Linked DNA regions of Mus musculus: all the other regions are linked to region 1. A link is a loop called in an ENCODE intact Hi-C map of the cell type or tissue named here. Cell type or tissue: heart. All regions are shown on one strand.

Region 1 (8,000 bases):
CCTATTTCTCATTGATGCCATGAAAATGATATACCTCATTTCAGACGGTTGTGAGGAATGGATAAAACATTAGAAGAAGCCGGGTGGTGGTGGCGCACGCCTTTAATCCCAGCACTTGGGAGGCAGAGGCAGGCGGATTTCTGAGTTCGAGGCCAGCCTGGTCTACAAAGTGAGTTCCAGGACAGTCAGGGCTACACAGAGAAAATCTGTCTTGGGAAGAAAAATAAAAACAAAACATTAGAACAATGTTAAGGAAAAATAAAAACAAAACATTAGAACAATGTTAAGGTTGACAGGATAATACATTGTAAAACCATCAAGCTGTTCAGCTATGAGAGGGGTCCCATGAAGGAAGATGTCGTTTAAAATGCTCACAGCATACAAAGAGATTGGGTGGGAAATGAAAATTCTTTGTAAAAGGTATTAACCTGGAAAGACGCAGGTTCTTAGTTTTGGTGGAAAAGAAACATCAGCATAAATAACCCGTCCGTGGAACATTTGTGTACATGCAAGTGTGCACTGTTGCAGGCTGAAGAAAGGGAGCAAGGAAGTGCTGCAGGAGGCAGTCCTTCCATTCCCAAACTGCGTGCATGGAAATCAGATGAGGTTCCATTTTAGGACTCCTGATTTAGAAACATGGAGAGAGGTACACGATCCAAAGGTATACATTCTTAGACGTTCCCCAGAGTCCGGTGATGTGGTAGCCCAGGAAATAAGTATCAGAGAGCGTTTGAAAGACAAAGATGATTGACCCAAAGCTTGCCGTGGGAAACAAATTTTTCTCTGAGGAGGAGAGCCCACCAAAGCATAGAGATTAAGGTTTTGGGAACTGGACTCAGGCAAATCTAGATTTGCATCCTGGTTCTGCCATTTCCTGGATGTTTGGTTTTGAATTCGTCACTTGGCTTCTCTGTGCCTCTGTTTCCCTCATGGTTAAAATGAAGGGAACTGAGCTAGGGAGGTAGCTCAGTGGTAGAGCACACTCAGTGGTAGCACGTGTGAGGTCCTGGGTTTGATCTCTAACAAGGCAAAGACAAAAAAAGCTCAACAATAATCAAGAGACTAATAGTCCCAAGGTTGTCTTGAAGACCGAGGGAGCGAGTACCACTTGAACCACTTAGCACACTGTTTGACATATGGAACGTTCTAAAACGATTCCAGGAATATGGTGTGAGGATGAAATGAGAGCTATCACTTTGTAAAACACTGGGGTTTGACTCAATAACTGCATTTATTAGAGAAATCTGATACCTACCAGTAGGGGAAAAGTCTGTTCTCACAATAGGTGTGCACTCACGTGAACACCTATTTCCACAGTGACAGGGAGGCATACTTGTGCCAGAAAGTTCACAAGGTCCCTCTGCTGCATCCTCTAGGTGACACTGGGATGTTCCTCTTTATCCCCTCACCCCCACCGCCCACTGGCTCCTCCTCCTCCCCAGGCAGCCAACTAGGAAAGTCTGGAGAATCAGGCTGGAAAGTTTTCCTCCTTAAGGCTGGATTTCATCTCCCTCCACACCCTTTCACCTTTCCCTTTGGTCTAGGCCATCTGGCAGTCACACAGTTTGAGAACAACCGGTGAAGGGGTTTAAGCCTATTGGCCTTAGCTTTGCATTCAAGACCATATGCACTTTGATGCCTACCCTCTTTCTGGCTTTATCTTTTGCACTGTACATAGCCAGCGACCCAACTACACCCAACTCCGCCCTCACCAGCTCTTCCTTGTCTTACGCTTTTATTCAGGTTTCGATCGACTGAAATGAATTTTCCTGTCTAACCTTCCAGGGGAATTCCAGGTTCACATATTGTTCTATTGAGCAAACCCCAATGCCTTTGTAATTTCTCTGGGCTAATGTTATGGCCTTTAGGATACTATCTTGTAGTTATTTATATGTCCACTTCCCCCTCCAGGCAAAATTTCATCTCCGGGATGCCAGCACTCAATATGGGGCCTAACACAGGATAGGCATCATAAATATTCCATGAGTTGCAGGTAATTGAATTTCTTCCTGACCTGGCACTGACTGTGGTACCCTATCCTTCTCCCTAGATTTGGGGCAGCCACTCCAAGCCAGGGCTTTTCTCTATCTTGCAAGGATTGTTGAAGTTTGTGGCCCTTTTTAAAGCAAAGGGGAACAATGTTCTCTTCCTCTGTTTACCTGTTGCTAACACTGGCACACCACATTCACCGTAGTCTCTGAGGCTGTCCTCTGACCAAGGAGCAAGAGAACGTGGAACCGATCAGATTTGAGTTCAAATCCTGACACCTTTATGGACTGACTGAGTGACCTTGCGCAAATACATCATGCTCTCTGATTCTCAGTGTCCATACCTCAAAACTTGAGATTAATAAAAAGAGCAAACAACAACAACAAAAACCAAACAAAAACCAAAACCCCAAAACTTCAGTTCTCCCCCCCTCCAACGCACAGCCGGCTCCGGGTTGCCAGATCTCTCTCTGTTTCAGCATGTCTTTCTGTCTTGCCCATCACTTTTCCTTCCTCTACCTCTGTCTCATGGTGACTCTCAGTTTAATGCTCGGGTCCTCGAGAGCTGTGTCTTTGCTTCCTTGAGCAGCAGTTTGAGGACCCAAGGAGACCAGGGATGCTCAGTTCTTCCTTTTCTAGCCTCAGGGTAGCTTCTCAGTGTGAGCCAACTGAGGGAAGAGACAAGAAATAGGGAGGCCTTACAGACGCCAAGACCTGTACTTAAATGAGTTCCTTCAACATCTCTGCCCATTAGTTGTTGGGGGGAATGAAAGTAATAAACCAAAACTCAAGACTCTCCAGCGGCTGATCATTTTCTTAGTGTTTATTGACTCAAAATGTCTTCCGTATTCGGCTTTCTGTGTGGTCTGCAGGCCCTGGCAACTTTTCCAGTTGCACCTGCCGTTCCTCTTCACCCTTCCATTCGGGCTCCCTCTTAGACCAAGGCTCGCGCTTCGGGCTGGCTGCAGCGTTCCTTCCCATTGGTCTGGCTGGCTGCAGCGTTCCTTCCCATTGGTCTGGCTGGCTGCAGCATTCCTTCCCATTGGTGTGCTTGAGGCTGGCTCCTCACACGTCAGGTCTAAGATCACGTGGCATGGGGTCACATCCTTGGCAAAGGCGTCTGTCTTGGACTGTCTTTTCTGAAGCGTGACCCGACCCCCCCCCCCCATCTTTTAGTGTTCCTTGTTGCAAGAGCTTCATTTCCTTGAGGGCGCATGCCTCAGACTGAAGTTCCATATGTATTTATTTATCTGCGGCATGAAGTCTTCGTGAGAGCAAGGGCCCTCTCTGTAAGTACTCATCTATCAGTTACCCGCTCATTCATTACTCATCGAGTATGCGGGATACCAGGCCCCGGGGGAAAAAGCTTCCCTAGGGGGACACACATTCTAAACATGGGGGATATATACCAAGTCCATCACATAGCAGGCAGTCTGTTTAGAAGTGCAGCGATCCACTTTCCCTACTGTAGGTTCCAACCCCCCCCCCCACCCTCTCCTGCATCTTCCTCCTGAATGTAAGCTTCATGAGGGTGGGGATTTTAAAAAATATTTAAATTATATTTAAAATATAATTTTATATTTTATAAATATACACGGCCAGAAGTGCTGGTCTGATGCGCAGTTACAGGTGGTTGGACAAGGGTGCTGGGGATCCATCCTGAGCCCTTTGCAAGAGCCGCGTGCACGCACCTAACCACTGAGCCGTCTCTCTAGCTCCCGGAGATCAAGCCTTTGTTTTTTAATCTCCTCGGTAGTCTACAGTCATCACTGAACCAACAAGCCCATATCTATTCAGTATTTGAGAAGCAAATGGGTTTCCAGATGTGAGTCGGTTTTTGTTCGTTTGTTTACACATTTCGAACCAGACAACCTTGATTCAGATCTTGGTGTCGCCTCATACTGACACATAATCTTGAAAAAGTCACGCTCTATGATCTCAACTTTCTCAACTGTGTAATGGCATTAGAATGGTGTGTGTCCCCTAGGGCAATAGTGAAGATGAACAGAGTCCCAGAGAGAGGCACACATGGCACCTGGTCTTAAGTAGCCACTGACAACTATGCTGGTGGTTGTGCAAAAACTTGGACGGGGCAGAGTTCCAAATCTACTTACTCCGAGTAGCCGGAGGCTACTGTAGAGGCACGAGCGTCAGTAAGAGAGAAGTGAATTTCATATTACTGAAAGTAAACGGCAACATTCCAAAGGCCCAACAACGTTTCAGGTAGATGAAGAGTGCTCTGTCATTGGAGGGAGCTGGGAGTTTATGTTCAGAGTAGTCAAGGTAGGAAAAACTTAAGCAACTGAGGGAACAGAGGAGCCAAGGGTTCCTGGGTTACAGTCTCAGCCGTGGGCAACGGATGCGTTGAGAGTGCCGACCTGAACACCGGCACCGGCCGATGGATCTTGTCGACGGGGTGCGAGAGTGGGGGATGGGCACGCCAAGGCCGGCGGGCCCAGGGAACCGGGCCGCAGCGCGCGACACCACCAGCAGGGGACGCCTCGAGACCGCGGAACTCGCGCCCGGGGGCCTGACGTCAGCGCCCCGCTCGTTCGGGCTCCCGCTCTGGACTCGGCGCCAGTCCCGCTCCGCGCGGCACTGCTCCACTACGGCTCCCGCTCGCCTTGGGCTCCCGGTCGGGCTCCGGAGGCGTCGCCTCCCCAGCTGCGGGTCTCCAGGACCTAGGCGGCGGCCATGGCCCGGGCTCAGGCTCTGGTCCTGGCGCTCACCTTCCAGTTCTGCGCGCCTGAGACCGAGACTCCCGCAGGTAAGCGCGCGCGGTCCCTCCAAGCTTATCCCGCGAGTGCCCGGGGGGCCGGGGATGGCTTGTCGCTGGTGTCGGAGTGCTCCAAGCTTCTGTGGCCGCTGTGTCTGTAGTTTGTGTGCAAACTGAGGTTGAGTGTGTACCGCGGATGCGAGTGTGCTGGTGTGAGTGTCGCCTGCGTGGAGCACCGGGTGTGCGCTGGCTCATGTTTGTCCACGCTGCCAAGTGGGTTGTGTATCTGAGTTTCAGTGGCTTGGCTAGAGTTGCGTCTGATCCTGTGTTGCATTTGTTGGCTTTTTTTTTTGTATTCCCTAGGCGGGAGTACTGTTTGTTGCTGGTGCGTTTGAAAACCCGCGTGTTTGTTTATGCCTGTGCTGTGAGGACTCGGTGGATTGTGCCCAAGTGTGGGCCCGAGTGTGTGTGGTGTGTGTGTGTGTGTGTGTGTGTGCAGTCGTGGGAACCGGGTCGGAACCTGTGTGAGCTCTGTGCCCACGAGTGACCCTGTGGGAGTATTTGGGGTGTACGATGCTGTGTGGGTCCGTGTGAATGTCAGGGATGCGGGGAATACGTATGGGGGAGCGTGTCTGGAGTGGATGTGAGTGTGTCGGTGAGCGATGGTTTCGTGGCTAGGGACGCTGCGAGCTTGGGGTGCTCCTAGGCCGTGGTCGAGTGTGGCCGGGACCCGAGGGTGTGTGTGCATGTGTGTGTGCATATGTGAGTGTATGTGTGATCGCGCGCGCGCGTGTGCGTGGCGCACCCGGCCGGAACAAGTTGTCGCGGCGGCGTCCCCCGGAGGCTGGGGCGGCCCTGCGGCTGGCGAGGGAAGGAACGGGGAGAGACGTGGCTGTAGCCGCCGACTCCGACATTTCGGGCGGTTTGTTGTTTCGCAAGTTCCGAGCGGCGCTGGCTGGCGGCTGATCCGAGGAGGCGCCAGGGCCGCGGGGCGCCCGGGATGGGGAGGGCCGTGGGGCGCACCCGGTTGCGGGCGGGGCTGCGGCGTCGGGGCCCCCGCAGGGCCTGGCTGGAGGCCTCGGGACAGCGTCCCCATCGTAGCTCGTCAGAGGCGTTGGGGACGCCGCGGTCCCCGGGGACGCTGCCTGCGTCTGCTTTGCAACTTTGTGCGGCCTCCCGGCCAGTCGGGCACGCGCGTGCGGACGTGTGTGTGTTGTGTGTGTGTGCGTGTGTGCGTGTGTGCGTGTGTGTGTGTGTGTGAATGTGTGCATGGGCCTCCCCCTCGGCCTGCGGTGAGATCCCGTGCTTGAGTGTGCTTTGGAGCCTGGTGTCCTATGGAGGGTGTGTGCGTGTGCGTGCGTGCGTGTGTGTGTGTGTGTGTGTGTGCATTCCCATGTCTGAGTGTGTGTCCAGTGACTGTCTGTGCGACCGCGAGCGCATCGCATCGTGTGCTCTGTGAATGGAGTGTCAGTGTGCTTCTGTGTGTGCGCGCGCGTGGTCCACCGTCCTTTCCTGAGGCCTGGACCTCAGGCCTCGGCCCCTCTGGCGGGCGTGTGCCGGTCCTCTTCCAGGGTTTCCTCCTCCCCTGGCTCCCGCCACCGGCGTGAGGTAGCTGGGAGTCGCCCCGGGTGGAAGCAGAGCCGAGACACGCGCTGCCGCCTTGGGCCCAGGGAGAGACTCCAGGTCGCCTGCCTGCCCCAGACAACTGGCCTCCGGGGATCTCGTTCACCGCCCCGCCCCCGCTGGGGCGTCTCGGGAGCTGTCCTGGTCTTGCCCTGCAGCTTTGGGGTTGTACTGCTCAGCTTCAGTTTTGACCTCCTGGTATCAGAGAGGGTGATCCAGGCAACCTGCCTCTTAGACCTTTCTCAGGGCCGCGGGGCGCCCGGGATCTTTAAGATAGAACCCTTTTCATTCCCTCACTCGATCACCTTGATTTGAGAATACACACGATCATCAATTGCCCTGGTAGTAGACTGTCAGGATCAAGGTTTGAGAGTGAGAACTGCTGCAGGTTGTTCTCATTCTTGAGCCTCAGTTTCTCCGTGTGCTTCATGGTCTTAATAATGACCGCGTGTGATACTTGGTAGAATGTTAAGTCCCCTACTGAGAAGCTGAGGAGAAGATGGGTTGGGGGTGTGTGTGTGGCAAAACCCTAGGGGCTAATTTGAAGTGTGTGTGGGGGGGGGGGAGGGGGCAACACGGGCTCAAATTCTGTCTCGGCTACTTGTTGTGTGTGACCTTGGGTAAGTCACATTACTTCTCAAGTTCCTGTCACCTTTGAAACTTTTAGTATTAGAGAAGCTCTAGGCAGATGGGAGGTGGCAGCCCTCTGTCCTCAGTCTAGGGAGTGGATCCAGTCCCCTGCCTACTTCCTTAGTCACCCAGTGGGGGTCTGTGTGGGGTGACTCCCAGACGTGCACACCTGGCAGCAATTATCCCACTGTGCTCTGGATCGGTCTGTCCTTTTGGTCGCTGGAGTTATTGGGCAGCAGGAATGAGGGAGAGGTGCCCTGTGGTTTCAGGTTAGGCAACAAGGGCTTGTCAAGGCAGCCTTCTCTCTGGGGCTGAAAAGGGGGGCTAGACAGGAAGCCAGGAGGGGAGCCTGGATCCTATGCTGCCTCCTGCTTATGTCTGGTGGCATCGGTGGTCCAGAGCTGTGTACCCTGTTTGCTGGAGGCATGCTGCTATCCTTCAGGCTGGCCCCAGCTGGGCTTGTGGCACCCAGCTAGGTCAGCCAGAGCAGGACAGGAGGGGCTTTGTGCCTTCCCGTTGTGTCTTGAAGTATCCTATGCTTCCTCTATCTCTCCTTTTCTCCCTCCCCAGTGGTCCACCTGCAGGAAGGCAGCAGCCTCTTCCTTCCACTGTGTCAGAGTTCTTCCTAAAACGCACGTTTTAAACCCCTCTTCAAATCCTCATCAAAGCTCCTTGTTACTTTCAGAGTTAAAAGTCTTTCCTTCTCAGCTCCGTCAGAAGTCTAGCCCCTGCCTGGCCCACCTCATCTTCTGGGATCCTACGCTCTGGCTAGCTTTATCTACCAGTGGTCCCTAAGTATCCACAACCCACGATCTCTTCTCTGCACCTTGTACAAACTGTTTTCTTTCTCTCCAGGACTCTGTGATTCCACAATTTCCTATGTGAGCCTCCAGTTTGTCTCTCAGCTTAGAAATCACTTCTTCCTTGAAGCCTTCCTTGGTTTTTCTCTGTTTGAGTTCAAGAGAGGGAAGGGAGGAGCTGATTAGGTTTTTATATAATCTTATAATTATAGTCTCTTGGTCCTGCCACCCTTATGAGATCAG
Region 2 (8,000 bases), 470 kb after region 1:
AGTTTTCTTATAAACTAAATATAAGTCGTAGTATAAGCAAGCTGCACTATGCAGAGGTCAAAGGGCAACATCTGGTTTCAGTCCCCACATTTCACCCTGTCTGAGAGTGGTCTCTGCTGTCCTATTGAGAACACCAGGCAAGCCGGCCTGGGAGGTTCTGGGAGTCTCTGTATCTGCCTAGAAATGCTGGGGTTACAAATATGTGCTCTGGGGATTCGAACTCAGGTCTTCGTGCTCTTAAATCAAATAACTTACTCACTGGGCCATCTATCCAGCATATGTTAATCTCTTTTAAATTACACATTTTTATTTTGTGTGTGCATAGTCATGTGGGCACATACATGCCACAGTGCACATGTGGATAACACACAAGAGTTGATTCTGTCTCTACCATGTGGGTCCCCAGATACTGAACTCATGTCATGAAGCTTGGTTCCAAGTGCCTTCAGCCCATGAGCTATCTCACCACCTATCATATGTCAACCAGTCTTGGTGTCTCTCTCTCCAAGTCCTCTTCTGCCACACAGGAGGTAGAAAGGGGCAGAGCCCCGAGTTGTTGGCTGAGAGCCTTGGTTACCAATACCAACCACTGTCAGCTTCACCTGGCTAAGGCTCAGCCTGTGTCCCACTGCACCCTTCCACAGTTGGGTCTGATGTTCAGATCAGTCAGCATGGCTCTTGATGATCTCAAGAGCTTTTCTCCCCTGTGAACAGGAAAAGGAAGTTGGTTTGGGGTCGCACATCTTTAATCTCAATGCCCAGGAGGCAAAGGCAGTCAGATCACTCTGAGTTCGAGGCCAGCCTGGTCTGCATATGGCTTCGTGCCAGTGAGAAGGAGCAATGAGAACCTCAGTGGGTGGAGGATCGTCTCCCCGGTGGCTTCAGACCTGTCTCGAGTGCATGTTCTTCTTCTCCACAGAAAGCCCGTGAACTTGGGAACTATGTCCCGCTTTCCTGAGGCAGTGACCAAACTAGGGTATTGAGCTCACATCTCTCGGATCCTGAACTGTGACAGGTGCATCTCGGAGCTCCCAGGGACCAGTCTTCCAGGGTCCTGTTTGCCTCTGCTTTCCACCAAGCTAGTGAGGAGAGCCTGCAGGCTGGCCTCACAGCTTCTCTTACCCTCTGGGTCTTATTGATAGGTCTTGAAGGATACAAAGAAAGAGAGCTAAAGGGCACACCTCTGGACTCTCCTTGATGTGACAGCTCTCTAAAGGCCAGCCCTGTCTCACTGGGGGACTGAGACACTATCACAGCCCTTCACCATTACCTGAGAAGCCCAATTGCCTTGACTGCTTCACTGGCTTGGGGTCTGCTAATAAACAACGTCCCCCAGGCGGGAGAGTGGCTGCCTCACAGCCATTCCAAACAAGGAGAAAACTGACTTTGAAGAAGCAATGGAAGGGGAAGAAAGGCTAGGGTTTACTTGTGGCTGATCCCCAGGACACCTTGTGAGTCTCCAGCACAAGCCATGGGGAGTCAGAGTCAGGGGGCGCCAGGCACAGATGGTGATGAAAGCTAGTGTGGAGGCAGGACCTGTCCCTTCGGAGGACCTGGCCTGATTCTGTGTGGTCCCAAAGGCTGGCTGTCCCCCCTCACTCCCCCTACATACACTAGCTCTGCTCTGTTACCTGCAAGGACCTCATGAAACCACCAGCCTATTTGTGTAACTGGAGTTCAAACAAGTCTATTAACCACTACCCAATTAAAGTCAACAGCCAGTGCTGAGTTTGCTGGCTCAAGCCTTTTGGAGCCCCAGGGACTTTCAGATGTTACAGGCTGTGACTTCAAAGGCCAAGGCTTGTTCTCTGCTGAAGGCTTCTGATGGGTTCCCTAGTGTCAGGACAGAGTACTCTCGCTCTCTCTCCTTTGTGTGTTATTTGATCACATGGAGACCTCAGGGCACTTCTGGCCCCTGGCCTTAGCTGAGCACTGAGCCTCACTACAGGTGTCATATAAATTACCTCACCACATTGACGCAGCCTCACCTGTATCTTCTGTGTGTGAAAGCTCCCCGCTCCCCGCTCCCCACTCCCCCTCAGCCAGCCATACTGTCAGCTCTATTCCAAGGCTGGCTCAGGTGTCACCAACCCCTCAAAGTCTTACCTGATCCCTCTGGGAGGAAGTGTCTTGTGTTGAGGCCACTCTTGAGGCCCAGGCCCAGATGTGACTGAGCCCTGTCATTGGTTCGATGCTGGCAGTCAGTCAAGCTGTCAGAAGATGGTGGGCTGTGACTGACACTGTCTCTTGCCCATTCTGGAAGCCCATTCTGGAAGCTGGGGTTTCTAGAGAAGGCTGCAGCAGAGGCTGTTCAAAAGCCTCTGTCCTTGGACTGTTGCAGTTGTCTGTTTGCTGGGTCTTTGCAAGGCCTCTCCTGGGTGTGGTATGTGTGGGTGGGAAGGTAGGGGGCGCTGTCACCTTACAAGGCCATCCACCCTATAGGATTGGGGCTCCACCTAGGGAATTTCACTTAACACTGTTACTCCTAAGGGCTGTCTCCAAACACAACCACATCAGGAATTGAGCCGCTGTGTGTAAATTTGGGAAATCTAGAACCCTTCCAGGATCCCAGGTAAGTCTCTGTTCTGAGGTAAGCAGGGGGTTAGCACATAGGGATGGACTCACAGCCGAGCTGAGGAGAAGATGAGAGAGGAAACATCCAAACAAAGGAACTGGCCAGCCGGCATGAGGGAGAATATTTTTCATTTCTAGAAACATAAAAGATGCACAAACTTCTCAAAATAATAACGTGCACTCTCCTGAGGGACTAAATCAGCCCGGTGGTAGGCTTCAAGAATGCTTTGATCAGGGAGCGAGGTGTGTATCTCTGCAGTCTTCTGTGTGATGTCTGTCTCATATGTAGATTTTAGCTTCAGGATGGCTTCCTGGGTGGCTGACTGCCGGACTGCTTCAGGATTCAGACCCATGCTTAGCAACAACTCTGAGAGACAGACCTACACATCCCAGAATTCTCTGCAAAAGCCTACAACTAAACTAACTCAACTGTCCTGAGCCAGCGTGACTTCAGACTGGCTTAATGCAGCCGTGTATACCTCATTGTTCAAGATGGGTGGTTTGTTTTCTGTGGGGCTGAGGGGAAGGGAGTAGTAGACATTGGAGTATTTCAGGGTTCTTTTTTCTCTTACCTTCCTCCCACAAACAGCACACAGTACTGCTAAGCCAGGCCTCCATCGGGAACTCAGGGTTGAAGTCCTAGATGCAATTAGGGTAAAATAGGACTTGGAGCCACTGACTAGCCTGGATAACTCTGGAGATTATCTTGAAAGCATGAGGGTCCTCAAGGGGGATTCAGGGCTGTCAACAACTAACTAGTGATCATGGGCTGTATGACAAAGGCCTTCAAACGTTTATGGCTTAAAAAGCTATGTTCTCCCAGGCCTCTTCCTGGCAGGGCTGAGGCACTGGCTGGTTGGCGCCTGCATCCCATGACCTGGCTCAAGGCTCAGTCACTGGCCAGGCTGCAGTCACATCCAGGATGGCTGAGGAGTGGCTGCCTCTGCTCATTCACATGACTCCTGGTGGCCTCAGCAGGCTTGCTTTGACTTCACTCATGTGACCCTCACGACTGTCTTCAAGGAAGCAAACAAAGGAGTGAGATCTAGCACTGCTGATGACAACCCAGCTCTCTGCTGCCTCCTATCAGCTCGTCCTGTGTGACAGAAGGGGACAGTCTGCAGGGACCAGAGAAGGACAGGAACCAATGGTAGGAGCAGGAGGAGGTGAGAATCTTGGGGGATGTCCACGGGTCTCTTAGGCACTTCCTCTCAGCGCCATCTGACCTTTCAGATGTGACCACAAGTGGGCGCTCTCCAGAGTAGGATTAACACTAGTCCCTGCAGAGAGAGACATCTGTGAACCAGAAAAGACCTGTTATGGGGGCAAGGGCAATTCTTCATCCTTTTTGATCCCAAGTAGCAACAGGACATTTCTATATCCACTCTAGCTTGTTTTAGCTCCCAAATAAATGCCACAGAGACCTAATATATTTATTAACAAGGTGCAGGGACTAGGCTGGACAGACACTCATCTATTCTAACTCCCTATGGCTGCCTACTTCCCTGCCACATGGTCCTTCACCTGCAAAGTGGAGTCTTGCCCTGGTTAGCTCTGTTCCATGTCCTCATGGAGGCTCTCCTGACAACCTGCCTACAGCTGCGAATCCTCCTCCTCCTCCTCTTCCTCCTCTTCTTCCTCCTCTTCCTCCTCTTCTTCTCCCGTTCTATTCTCTTGCTTTTTTTTTTTTTTTTTTTTTTGCTTGGGCCTCCCTGTCTAGGAGGATCAGAAGCTCTACCCTATTCTCTTCTGCCCAGCTATAGGCTGAATCAGCTCTTTATCAGAGGTGATGGAAAAGAATCTTTACACATCACTGAGACGGGGGATGCTCCAAATACCACAACAATGCTAATGTGTGTCTGGACTACAACCAAATCTCCAGACACAGCAATCAGCATCTGAATACACAGTGCACAAAACCATCCCCAACAAGACCTGGCCCACACCTAATCTCCCAGTGCCTAGATCTTGGCCTTCACACCTTAGGAACTCATGAGAAATGACTGGTCCACGGTCTCATTGCCCTGAGGTACTCTCCTTGGAATGCCCCCATACAACCTCACCCTACTGAGACTTTGGAGCCCAAGAATGGAGATAATTCACAGCTTACAGAATTGGCCAAACACGCTGGTAAGCACAGCAGGCTGCGGGGACAAGCTGGCAGCAAACCTCCAGTTTCCAAAGGATGCCGTATCCTGGGATGAGTAGTGAGGGCTTCCTGAGCTTCTCATTGCTCCCTGGTAGATGGGAGAGAACAGACTCCCACTGGTTCACTTCCTCCCTCTAGTGCAGGCCTCAGGTAGACAGCTACCAGGGAGACAGGTGTTCAGCGAGTGTATTTCTTGAGTACATGCCTTCTTCTTGCTGGTCCATTCCCATCCTGCACAGGGGTCTGTGTATCCATCCTTACTTGGACTCAGACACCCAGAACCCATTCTGCAGCAGGATTCCTCTCCTTAGGAGGTAAGGGAGATGCTAGAACACTGCCACTCATCCAGGCCCAAGCTTGAATATGTGCCTGAGGGTGTGAGTGTGCAGAAGTGCATGTGAGTCCAGCTGACAGGTCATGGTACTCTGTGTATCCTCCAGCTGATGGTGTGGCCACTTCCCGAAGTCCTTGCTAAAGAATTTTCAGAGAGGAGGGGTCCTCAGCTCCTATTCCTGCCCCACTCTGCCCTTCCCTTTGAACACCAGCAGCTTGGCACCTGGCTCAGCTCCTCCCCAGCCAATCTCCCTGTCACTACTAAGTAGGTTACTCAGGATCCTGCACAGGCTCCTCTCCTGTGGCCTTGGGCCCCTGGAGATGGCCACACCCCTGCTTTAAGGCTCTCAGACCCAGCAGCATCACCAGGCTTTGCTCCTGACAGGCCTCACACAGCAGCTGCAGGCAGAGAACTCCCTTGGTCCTTTTATCTTGCAGCTTGTTTGACTTCTGGTTTCACTTGGATCTGACAAGCTGTGATTGGCGGATACATCCCTTACAGCCTCCACACTGATTTTCTGCCTCTTGATTTCTGTTTGTCCTTGTGATTGATTTATTGGAGGAACCGAGGGTTGCCCCAGAGTCCTCTAACTGATGCTGTTAGGTGCTGCTGAGGACTCCAGCCCTTTCAGACCCAGCAGTGCAGCTACGGATTGGCATGGTCCCAGGGTAGACTCTGAATAACTTCATCTGATTTGGACCGGGTCAGGCCATCAAATTGGCTTTAAATACAGTTTCAAAGGGGGAAAAGCAATATTCTTTTTCCGGGAGTGTGGCGGCCTGGGAATTGAAGGCTCAGACTGAGAGATGGTTTTTATCCGATGTGGAGGGCTGAGACAGTTCACACCCAGGCTGATGGAAGTTTGTGTGGGTTCCAGGAACTCTGCTAGGTTGCCTTCCACTACTGGCACAGCCCTGGCATAGACACAGGGTTCTAATCCTGGCACTGTCAACTTGGCCTTTGGCTTTCACCACCTTTGGGGTAGGAGTAAAGCCCTGGGCATGGCTGCAGGGACTCCCTCACAACCAGGAGGGCAGGAACAGCAATTCACAGTGGGACCCTCAGGCCAACCCACACTGTAACTTGTAAGGCAGAAGAGTAGGTCTTCTCCTTAGCCCAGCCTTAGCTTTGTCCTCACTAACAGAGCTCTCTAATCACAGGGCATTTTGTCTAGGCTCCTCCTCACAGTTACCTGGCAACAGCCAGGTGTGCCTGATTTACTAAAAAGGGGCTGCTTGCCCCCTCCTCACTCTCTTGCTTTTGCTCCTGCTCCAATGCCCTCTTTCCCCCCCTCCATATTCCTCCCTCTTTTCAAGTGCTCATGGCCTCTCCTCCTCTTCCTCCTCCCCTCCCCTCTCTGCCTTCCTCTCAACTCCCCTTCCCATGCCCTGAATAAACTCTATTCTATACTACACCGTCCGTCTGTGTGGCTGGTCCCTCAGGGGCAATTGATGCATCCACGTGGGCCCACAGAGGCCCACATCTTCCCCTTCCCCCACACCTTACCACACCTCCACCAAACATATCTCTGGCCTCTCTTTCTTTTTACAAAGCACAACATCTGCATGCTGTAGACCTTCTATCCATACCAAGCTAGCCCCACAGCTGTTACTTGGTCCCCTTGGGCCCTGAGGTGCTCCCCCTGGGGTGCTCATATGAATGTGTGGACAGATTTTGGAGGAGGAACATGGGCTTGGAGGTCTGCAGAGGCCTTGAAAAAAAGCTAAGTATTGGTGTTGGGGATCAAGACCTGGGCAAACAGGGGCTAGAGCAGGAGAGAGTACAGGTTCTGGGGAACCTCACACCAGGGATACACACATTAGGTGACTACAGGGATCCCACTGAGGGCTCAGAGCAGGGACCTTGCGGGAAGGAAAAGCTAAAGGCATGGCTACCATAGATATTCTGCCTCCCTTCCTCCAGTTGTCCCCAGGTGACCAGTGCCTTCCTCCCTTCCCCTGCCTCACCTATCTCTACTCAGTGGTGCACACAGCTGATGAGATTTATAGAAACCTCTAAAACAAGCTTTTGCTGTGTATCCATCCTTCATCGTCTTTGCACACCACTCCCTGAGCATTTTACAGCAAGGAGAGAGAAAAAGAAAGAAAGAAAGGGAAAAAAATAGCCTTCCTGGCGTTTATTGAGACAAATAGAGGGAGTCTGCCAGGGTGAATTGTAAAAGATGCATCTTCGCCTTGCCAATGAGTCCATGTAGATGCAAAGATGAGTCTCCTCCATCTTCTGGAGCTAGGCAGTTTAACAGTCGGCCATTCGGGATGCAGGGCCATCTCCTCACATCCCACAGGCAGTGGGTCCCCAGAACTGACCTCAGAACCCTTTCACACCCCATGACCCATATAGACGATACACACAGGACCAGGGAGCCCTTGTGGTTGCTCTTCCTGTGAGTGAGGGTGGGAGAGTGACCCACTCCAAGCATTGGCATTGAGTCTGCGCTGCAATTTTATTGATGGACAATAGCTCCTCTGAGTGAAGCTCCAAGCCTCGGGAGCCTGGGACCCTGCACTCTTGTTTCTGCAAGAAGGAGATATTCTTTTGGTTGGCTAGTCAGGTTAGGCTCCTCTGGAGTCAGGGACCTGCACTATAGTTAGGTGGCCTGGCTCTGTCTGATCCACGTGTTCTAGCCTGGTGTTATTGACATAGGATCTTGTGGCTCTCACAAGAGTCAGAGAGCTGACGAGATGGCTCAGGTAGTGAAGCATTTGCTACAAGGACATGAGTCCAACCCAAATCGCCCATATAAACCCTGTGCTGGGGAGGCAAAGAGAGGTGAGGACAGGCCCGCCAGCCTAGACTAACTATCAAGTCCCCGGTCCCAGTGAGAGATTGTCTCCAAAAGAACTCCAAGGATTATAGCTTTCAATGAATGATATCCGAAGTTGACCTCTGGCCTCTATGCCCATCAGTCTGTACTTACCCAGT
Region 3 (8,000 bases), 430 kb after region 1:
GGGCATGAGGGATTCATACACACATATATGGCTGTCACAGGACACACACATATGGCTGTCACAGGATATATATATATCCATTGCTAATATATGTTATATCTTTGTCTGCCTCCAATGTCCCCTTTGCAGTGAGGCACCAAAATAGAACTATAGGTCACAGCAGCAGACCTAAGTCTAGGACTCTCCCCTGCCCTGTCCCACACACCTGCACCTCTGTGTCAAGTTGCTACCAGCTGCCCCAGTCTTGAAGTGTTTAAGTCCTGAGGATCCAGAAGCGTCTGTCCCACAAGCCTAGCCTTCTGCTTGGTGGTCTTTCCCTGGTCACTTGGAGCGGGACCTTCAGTGTGCCCCTAGCAGCTCTGATGGTTCTAGTTCCTCTTCGCCCTGCTCCACCCACTTGCCCCGGCCCCGCCCAGCTTGTTCCAGTTCTTTGGTGAGCACAGGCTTAGTGAAAAACAGGTTTGTCCCCAGAAACCACCACCAGTCCCCAGCAGTCACCACCGGTCCCCAGCTCACTTCTCTTTGTGACCATGTCCATAGCTCCAGTTGTTTCCAGAACCCAGTTGAAACTGAACTTTATGGCTGTCACAGGACATTATTGGGCTGTGACAGTGGGACTTAAGTAGGTTGTGTTTGGCCACAAATCTGGCTAATTCAGAGCTGACAAGGAGCTGAGGAGACCACAGCTGCCCTCCTCCACCCCCACACGACTCCACGCTGGGCCTGACAGGTCTCTCTCTACCCAGTGAGCAGCATTAGTCATAGTTACAGTGTGGTTGTTTCTGGGCTCCTGTGGGCAGGGTCACTGTTCCTCTCAAGTCACCAGGCTGAGCTCTGGGTCCCCCCATCTTCCACATACACTGCCCTACAGTGAGCCTCCAGGACAGCATCCGAATGGCCAACCCTGGGCCTGATTTGCAAGATGAGGCTACATTTTGATCACAGACCCTAATGCAAGAAATAGAAGGGTTCTCAGTCACATGGCCGGAGGAAGAGGGTTTCACTGATTAGAATGAAGCTTTGGATGTCCGAGGTTTCCAGCGCAGACCCTATTAATTCTTGCTGATAATTCTGGCAGCTTACTCAATTTCTTGGAGCATCATCAGTTTTCCTGTTTGTAAAGTGAAGGTTTTCACAATGACTACAGCAAGTTGTGCCAAGGATTTGATAACGTGAAGAAGCTGGAGGCATATTCCTGGACTTGATGGACACTTCTGAGGCTATGTGCAAACCCTGGCCCCTCTGTATCCCGGGTCCTCCTGTAGAACACTGAGACACCACATCCTCTGGGATGTCTGATGCAGTGAGCCGCAAGCTCATGGGGACAGGCAAACTGGCACTGTTCCTATGCTATTCCTCTGTTCCCGGTCTGCCTTCAAGCATCCTGCCTCCCAGCACAAGATCCAGGCACAGCAGCAGCCTGACACCAGGCTGAGCAAAAAGAGCAAGGACTTGGGAACACACTGCTTTGCAAACACATTTCTGAGCTGTGTGGACTTAAATGAGTATCTAACTCTCTCTGAACTTTGGCTTCTTTATTTGTAACACAGGGGGAGGGTGGACTGCCACAGTACCTGTTTTCTGGTTGAAGGAAGATATGTGAGGTGCTTAGTGAGAAGCCTGGCACTGGAGAAAGCCCACCCAGGGCCAGCATTTACTATTTCCACCTGAGGGGGACGCTGCATGGAGGGGTGTCTCTGAAGTCTCCCTTTCTACTACCACCTCACTTAAAGACCAAGAAACTGAGGCCAAAGACTCTAGCTAAATTACACATTTGGGAACAGACCCAGGATGGCTGTGCTAAATTATGCAGAGCAGACAATTAGAGAAGAAGCATTCTATAACAAAGAGCTAATGGGGCAGGACAGAGGCCGATTGTCCCAGGAGCCCAGGAGGAGGAGGGCCGGCAGTGGATAGTGCAGTCCATTGGGAGCATGGCTGGGCCAGCAAGTGCTGCTCGCTGTTAGTAACTCTGAGACTTCATTTTATGTGAGTGACATACTCTTGTTGTAAAACACTCAGAATATGCAGGCAGTGTGCAAATCATAGCCATCGCTCTCCTGTTGGAACACTTGGGAGGCAGGCAGTGCAGTCTGGAGGTGGTAGGGTACTGGGTGCCTGCAGGAGGAGGGGACAGGTCAGTTTGAATGGCTCCAGAGTAGCCCCAAGGTAGGGACTGTGTTGGGCAAACTGGCTTGGACAATAGGCAGGTAGGTGAGGGATAGGGCAGAAATGGCAGAACCTGACACACACAGCAAGGTGGCTGGTGGATTTGTAAGGCTTACATCATTAGGATAAGATGGGCAGAGGCAATGGCCTCTCTGTCTCTGGAAATAGGGTCACTTGCTGATCGCGTTGTGTATCTGTGAGATCAGCAGGGAAGGGTAGTTTCTCACAGACACAGAGAATCTCTCTGACAGAGGCAGTCCATCTTGGTGGGTGTGTCTGCAGTCTTCTATGGTGTCCAGACTGAAGGGGATACTCTACTTCATTGCATTGGCCTACAAAGAGCTCTGGTCACCCCTGAGATGAAGGCTGGGACTGTGTCTTGTGTGCCTGAAGGAGAATTGGATTCTAGTGACCTCAGCTACATCCTCTATACATTCAGATTTAGATTCTGGGCATCTTACCCCAAGCTCTACTCTGATCTGTCTTCTGATATGTTCTGGGAATTGCATAATGGCCCTCACTCTAACTAAATTCCTAGCTTTAAAGCGTGAATGGCTCCAGTTGTTTATCTTTCCTAAGTAACATTGCTATGGCTTTCATCCTTGAATCTTCTACAAGGAGATAGCAAAATTGCAGGAGCCTTTAAAATGAATACCAGCTATTTGGGGAGAGCATGGTTCTCTTTATGACTTCAACACAAACCCAGATCTGTTATCATCTCAGGCTCTCCAGGCTCCTGTTCTGACCCCACCAACCTCGTGCTTGGACTATTACAGTGTCTCCTCCTGGCTGGCTGCCCTTCCCCCTACCCTGACCTGGTTCTTTGCACTCAGCAGCCAGATTGACCCCGATGAGACCTAGGCAACAGGCATCTCTCGCTGCTCCTAGGTCCCAGTCGCTAACCTCACTCAAGCACAGTCTGCTAAAGCAGTCCTGCCCTGTGGTCTCCATCCCTTCTGTCTGTTGGTCCACCTCATAGTCCTCCCTCACACTCCTCCATTTCTCTCTCCCCTCTTGCTGGACATTGATCTGCAGATCCTGTCTAGGCATTGTCCAGCTTTTCCCTCCAGTGTAACCTCTTCCCGGCTCTGTCTCCTCCTCTGCCCCCTTCAGTTCTAACCCGGTGTCACCTGCCCTGAAGCCCGACCCTCCTTGGTCCTGGGATCCTTCTCGACTCCTCTTGCTGCTGCCTTTATCTCTGTGGGTCTTACCCCAAACTCTGTCCCTGAAGCTCCTCGTGGTGTTTCATGATGTTGCTGAGGCATGAGGGACATGGGACTGGCTATGCCTGTGTGCACCCAGGTCCTAGGCTTGTGTGTGTGTGTGTGTGTGTGTGTGTGTGTGTGTGCACTCTCAAGGGTGCTCTTCCCCTCACCACAGCAAGCTGACCTCATAGATAGACAGGCTTTGTTAGGTTCCAGAGTCAGGACCCCAATATCACCTAACCAGGATTTCATGCACGTGTGACACTATTCCAGAAGGTTCCAAAATAAGCACGAGGATGTCCCCGAAGTGTCTGATGACATCCCCATACCATGGTGGTGCTGAAGAGTATGGCTGGTTTGTGAGGGCACAGCGGGTCTCTGAGGGTCTCATGCTCTCTCCTGTATGCTCAGTTTGTGCAGACAGCACAGCCTGGCTAACTCCCCTCATCTCTAGTCTCTGCTCACCATCAGGTCCCACAGACATTGCCTCCTACAGAAACCTAGCCACCTGTCCCTCAGGCACACTGGCATGTATAGAAATGGCAAGGGCTGTCCAATCCTGTGCAGGGACCAGCCGCTGGAAGGGCTCTGTGCTGGGGAACAGCGCCCCTGCTGGTGAAAGCTCCAGACAGAGATGGACCTGTGGGGCTGCTGCACTCTGTAATCCCTGTTTCAGCCTTGCCCAGCTCCATCCTGTGCATCTGGCTAGCTGCTCCCATACCTGCCTTCACAATCCCAGCCTGAAGGACCACTCGGATTACTGTCCTCTGCCCAGGTTTCTTCAGTCACCAAGGCACCACCTCCAGCCGTTCCTCCATCCACCCTATTCCCCTGATCAGAAGCCTATGGCTTCTTTCCACTCCCTTCCCCTCCCCCAGATCCCACCAGCAACCCATTGTCAACATCCAAAATGTTCCTCAGACTGATTTCCCGCCCCCAAACATCAAACTAGTGTCTGCCATGCTCACCCCTTCTCCTCCTCCTTCTTCTTCTTCTTCTTCTTCTTCTTCTTCTTCTTCTTCTTCTTCTTCTTCTTCTTCTTCTTCTTCTTCTTCTTCTTCTTCTTCTTGAGACAAGGTTTCTCTGTATATCCCTGGCTGTCCTGGAACTCACTCTGTAGACCAGGCTGGCCTCAAACTCAGAAATCTGCCTGTCTCTGCCTCCCGAGTGCTGGGCTTAAAAGCACTTGCCACCACTGCCTGGCTCTCACCCCTTCTTATGCTGCTGCCTTATGGCCAGGTCCTGCTTCAGTGCCTTCATGACCACCAGGGGGTACCTTATAGCCACATCGGACACTTGATTGGCTTCCTATGGTACTTGAACTAAATCTAGATGTTCTCCTTACCTGGTCTTGAGGCTTGAACAGTCTAGTTTTGTGGCCCTCTGAGGCCCAGGCTGTGGGGCCAGGGAGGCGTGGGATTAGGACAGGGAGGAGCAGGCCTGGAGCAAGAGTTAGCTTGAGGTGTGCCCAGACCTTAGAGATCTTGTTTTGAGATCTGCAGGAGGAGGACTGTTCCCCTCCCTCCTCCCACCCTGGCAAACTTGGGCCTGTACCCTTGCCTCCCCAGAGAGGTAACATACCTGCTAGGCAGGTTAGTTTTCCTTGCCCCTTCCTTATAAGGCTATTTCCAGCAGCACCTGGAATTCCTCCTCATGTTAATGAGACATCTCCAGCACCCTGGCCCTGGCCAGTGATGTGCACTCACCCTGATAGCCCTCACCCCTGAAGGATTAAATAGCCTTTGTTGCTCTCAGTGAACTGGACCAGTTCTCCGAAGCTGTTCCTGGATGTGTGTTCCTTACCTGTACACTCACCACCCACCAAGATCCTGTCTGCACTGGCCCATTCCAGCTAAGCTTACCTTTGCCTAGTCCAGCCTGGTTCACAAGGGACCTGGCTACCTAGAGGGGAGAAGCAGACACTGTGTGGTTCCTCTGCTGTGTATGTCCTGATAAGCTGGTCATACTGAACTTTTACTGCAGTCAAGCGTCTGGGCCTTTGCATGTACTGTTCCCTTGGCTAGAGTGTTTTCCGGGTGTCTCCCTGGGCAGCCTTGAGAGGGTTAAGGGGCTTCAGGTCCATTTGACCTTCCTCACCCTCAGCCCAGAGCATGTCCCAACTGGTCCTGTCACGATGTATGGGGTTCTGTGGCAGCGATCGCTCTAAGGGCGAGTATTTCTTTTTTAACTGCAGCTCCTGGTGAGGCATCTTTAGTCCTGGGTTCTAGACTTAGTACCCACAAACACACAGAATGGGTGTCAGGTCCAGAAGAAACTCAGGACAGATGGCTAACTGCTGTGCCCACTAGCATACAGAAGTGTGTGTTAGCCTCTAGGCTTTCTCAGCAAGTGCCTGTTCCAGAGTCCTGTCCTGCCATCCCGATTCCTCTCAGCCCCCCTCACCCCACCCCCACCCTAAACTTCTCCAGCTCAAGGGGTTTCTTCCCCAGCTTCTCGTTCTGTATAACCTGCCACTTCGGCCATGCACCCTGTTTGTCCACTTGCACCCACACTCTCTGTTTTCTCTAGGTCGTTTGCTCCCTATCTCCTCTCTTTCTCTCTTGCCACCCCTCCCCCTCCCCCCTCCCCCCTGCCCTGTTGAGTCTTCTGGTCATGTTCAGTCCACAACCTTCTCTCCCCGCACCAAACTCTTTGAGATGCCTCTGGCCATTCTTTCTCTCATGTCTCCAATAAAAACCTTCCCCTCCCACACCCTAGGACAGCCACTTTATCATTTCATTCATTGTGGGGAGGGTCTCTACCTGTCTGGGGCCTGCTGAGACTAGAAGAGGAGAGGAAGAGGCCCCCGAGGGAAGGAGTGGAGTGCAGACCAGAGAGGGTAGCCTATTGGGACAGGGCTGGAGGACACACCCATCTTCAGGAACAGCCAAGAACAGTCAGCAGTGGGCCCCAGCAACCAGATCTCTCACAAAGGATGGAAGTCCCCCTGACTAGTTTCTGGTCCTCCCTCCTTCTCTTGGGACCAATTTGGCCCTGCAGAAAATTCTTCTAAGTATGGCTGGTTTTAGCACAAACACTCTGCGTTTTCTGTTGCTGGTCTCATTTTCCAGGGCAGGATTCTTGTGGGGCTGGGGCCACGGAGCTAGACAGGGAGGTAATAAGCCCTGGCTGTCCTTCCCCCACACATGCAGGAACCAGCTCGAAGGGCCCATTAGGAAGCGAATGGCCTGTGAGCTAAGTGGGAACCAAATGGCTGGCCCTGATAATTGTGCAGAGACAACCCCTCTTCCCCTTGCTGTCTCAGCGCCACCATTTCGCCGCACCCCCCCCCCCATCTTTTTGCATAATTGGGAGCCAGGGTTTTCAGCACAACCGGATTTCATGAAGACCTTCAGGGAGATGAGGCAGGGCAGACAGTGAACCTCCACCTACAAGGGGCAAGAAAGCCATTTCTCAACTGGCTACGGGGGAGTGGCAGCTAAGATTCTCAGGGCCAGTTACTGGAAGGAGGAGTGGCCTGGGCCAGCAGGGCCAGAGCTCACCCCAAACCCCAAACCCCACACCCCCACACCCACCATTCCTTCTCAGTCCTCACCAGTTTCAAGTCATGTCCTCAGTCCCATACTGTCAGCCGTGTTGTTTGTTCTAAGCTGACAGCTTGATATTAAGTCACATCTGCTCATAAATTATCTGCTTGCCCTCCCCCGTGCCTAGGAAATGTCTCCACAGTACTCCCATCTTCCAGGACTGTAGCAAAAGGCCTGACACAGGCTACTTAGGAAGGGAAAGAGTTGGTTCTCTTCTTCTGCTCTGGGTTCTGGGGTCAAACTCAGGTCATGAGGCTTGGTGCTGAGTGCTTTTATCCACCAAGTGATCTTGACACCCCAGAAAGAGCTTTATTTAGCTAGTTGGGAGGCTGGAAGATCAGCGTGGTGCATCTTCTGGTGAGGTCCGTGGCAGATGGTGGAGACTGGGGGAGGGAATATCACACCTGGGGGGGAGAGGAAGGGAGGGGCCAGGCTTACTTTATAGATCTACTCTGTCTTCACCTCTTTCAAGGGCAAGTCTCCAGTGACATTAGGGCTAACCACTAGGCTTCACATCTTAAAGAGCCAACTGCTTCTCAGTACTATCACCCCAAGGCTTTAATGTGTGTGCCTGGTAGATAGAGGTGGTGATAGGGGTTGAGGGGGTAGCAAACCACATCCAAATGACAACATCAAGACACAGCTGGAAAGCAAGCTAACGTTTTCTGAGCAACTATTAGTGATCTCGCAGACACACAGGACTTTCCCCCATCTCTCTCCCCAGTAAGGAATCTCCTATCTGATCAGGAGCCGGTCGGAATACTGTGACCTCTAGTACCATTGACCTGTATAATGACAGCCATCTTTACATGCAGAATCTGCCATGAGATCTTAACACTCTGAAAGTCTCTACTTCATATGTGTCAGCCTGATGTGCAGGGCAGAAGCTGGCCCTGGGGACAGATATGGACACACGAGGTTAAGGATGTGTCGAGGAAACTATCGAGTTAGTTGCTGAACCAGTATCTGAGCCCAGGTCTGTCCGGCTCATCACCTTCCCTGACCTCTGGCTCAAGGATACAGGATGTGAAGACAGAGGCCATCAGCTGCAGAAATGGAGAGGGCCCAGGCTGGACCA

Evidence for each region. Hi-C counts contacts between places; a loop is a spot of excess contacts. Peaks named below come from ENCODE experiments on the same cell type or tissue, not always from the same donor. Only the 100,000 strongest peaks of a DNase experiment are listed, where the experiment ranks them.
Region 2: it touches region 1 in a loop (2.5-fold over the local background); 2 of 42 quality-filtered maps call a loop at or near these places.
Region 3: a loop joins it to region 1, with 3 times the contacts of the local background. A loop is called at or near these places in 6 of 42 quality-filtered maps.

The regions. Positions count from the first base shown.
Region 1 is chr4:131,834,839-131,842,838 of GRCm38, reverse strand. It overlaps Ptpru (protein tyrosine phosphatase, receptor type, U), which reads left to right and starts at 4,561. Exons shown (of 31, transcript NM_001083119.2): 1 at 4,561-4,755. The coding sequence starts at 4,683. In heart, a CTCF peak has its summit at 4,491 (motif pointing right); DNase peaks (open chromatin) are centred at 4,478, 5,568, 5,828 and 6,318; H3K4me3 peaks cover 2,609 bases; H3K27ac peaks cover 2,103 bases; H3K27me3 peaks cover 6,683 bases.
Region 2 is chr4:131,360,623-131,368,622 of GRCm38, reverse strand. No RefSeq gene overlaps it. Among named protein-coding and RNA genes, the nearest start is that of Gm35634, 45 kb to the left of the region's middle. In heart, CTCF peaks have their summits at 2,395 and 3,816 (motif pointing right); no DNase peak of the experiment used is centred here; H3K27ac peaks cover 449 bases; H3K27me3 peaks cover 513 bases.
Region 3 is chr4:131,405,986-131,413,985 of GRCm38, reverse strand. Gm35634 (a long non-coding RNA gene) reads right to left here and starts at 4,847. Exons shown (of 4, transcript XR_390798.2): 1 at 4,720-4,847. In heart, a CTCF peak has its summit at 3,988; no DNase peak of the experiment used is centred here; H3K27me3 peaks cover 2,918 bases.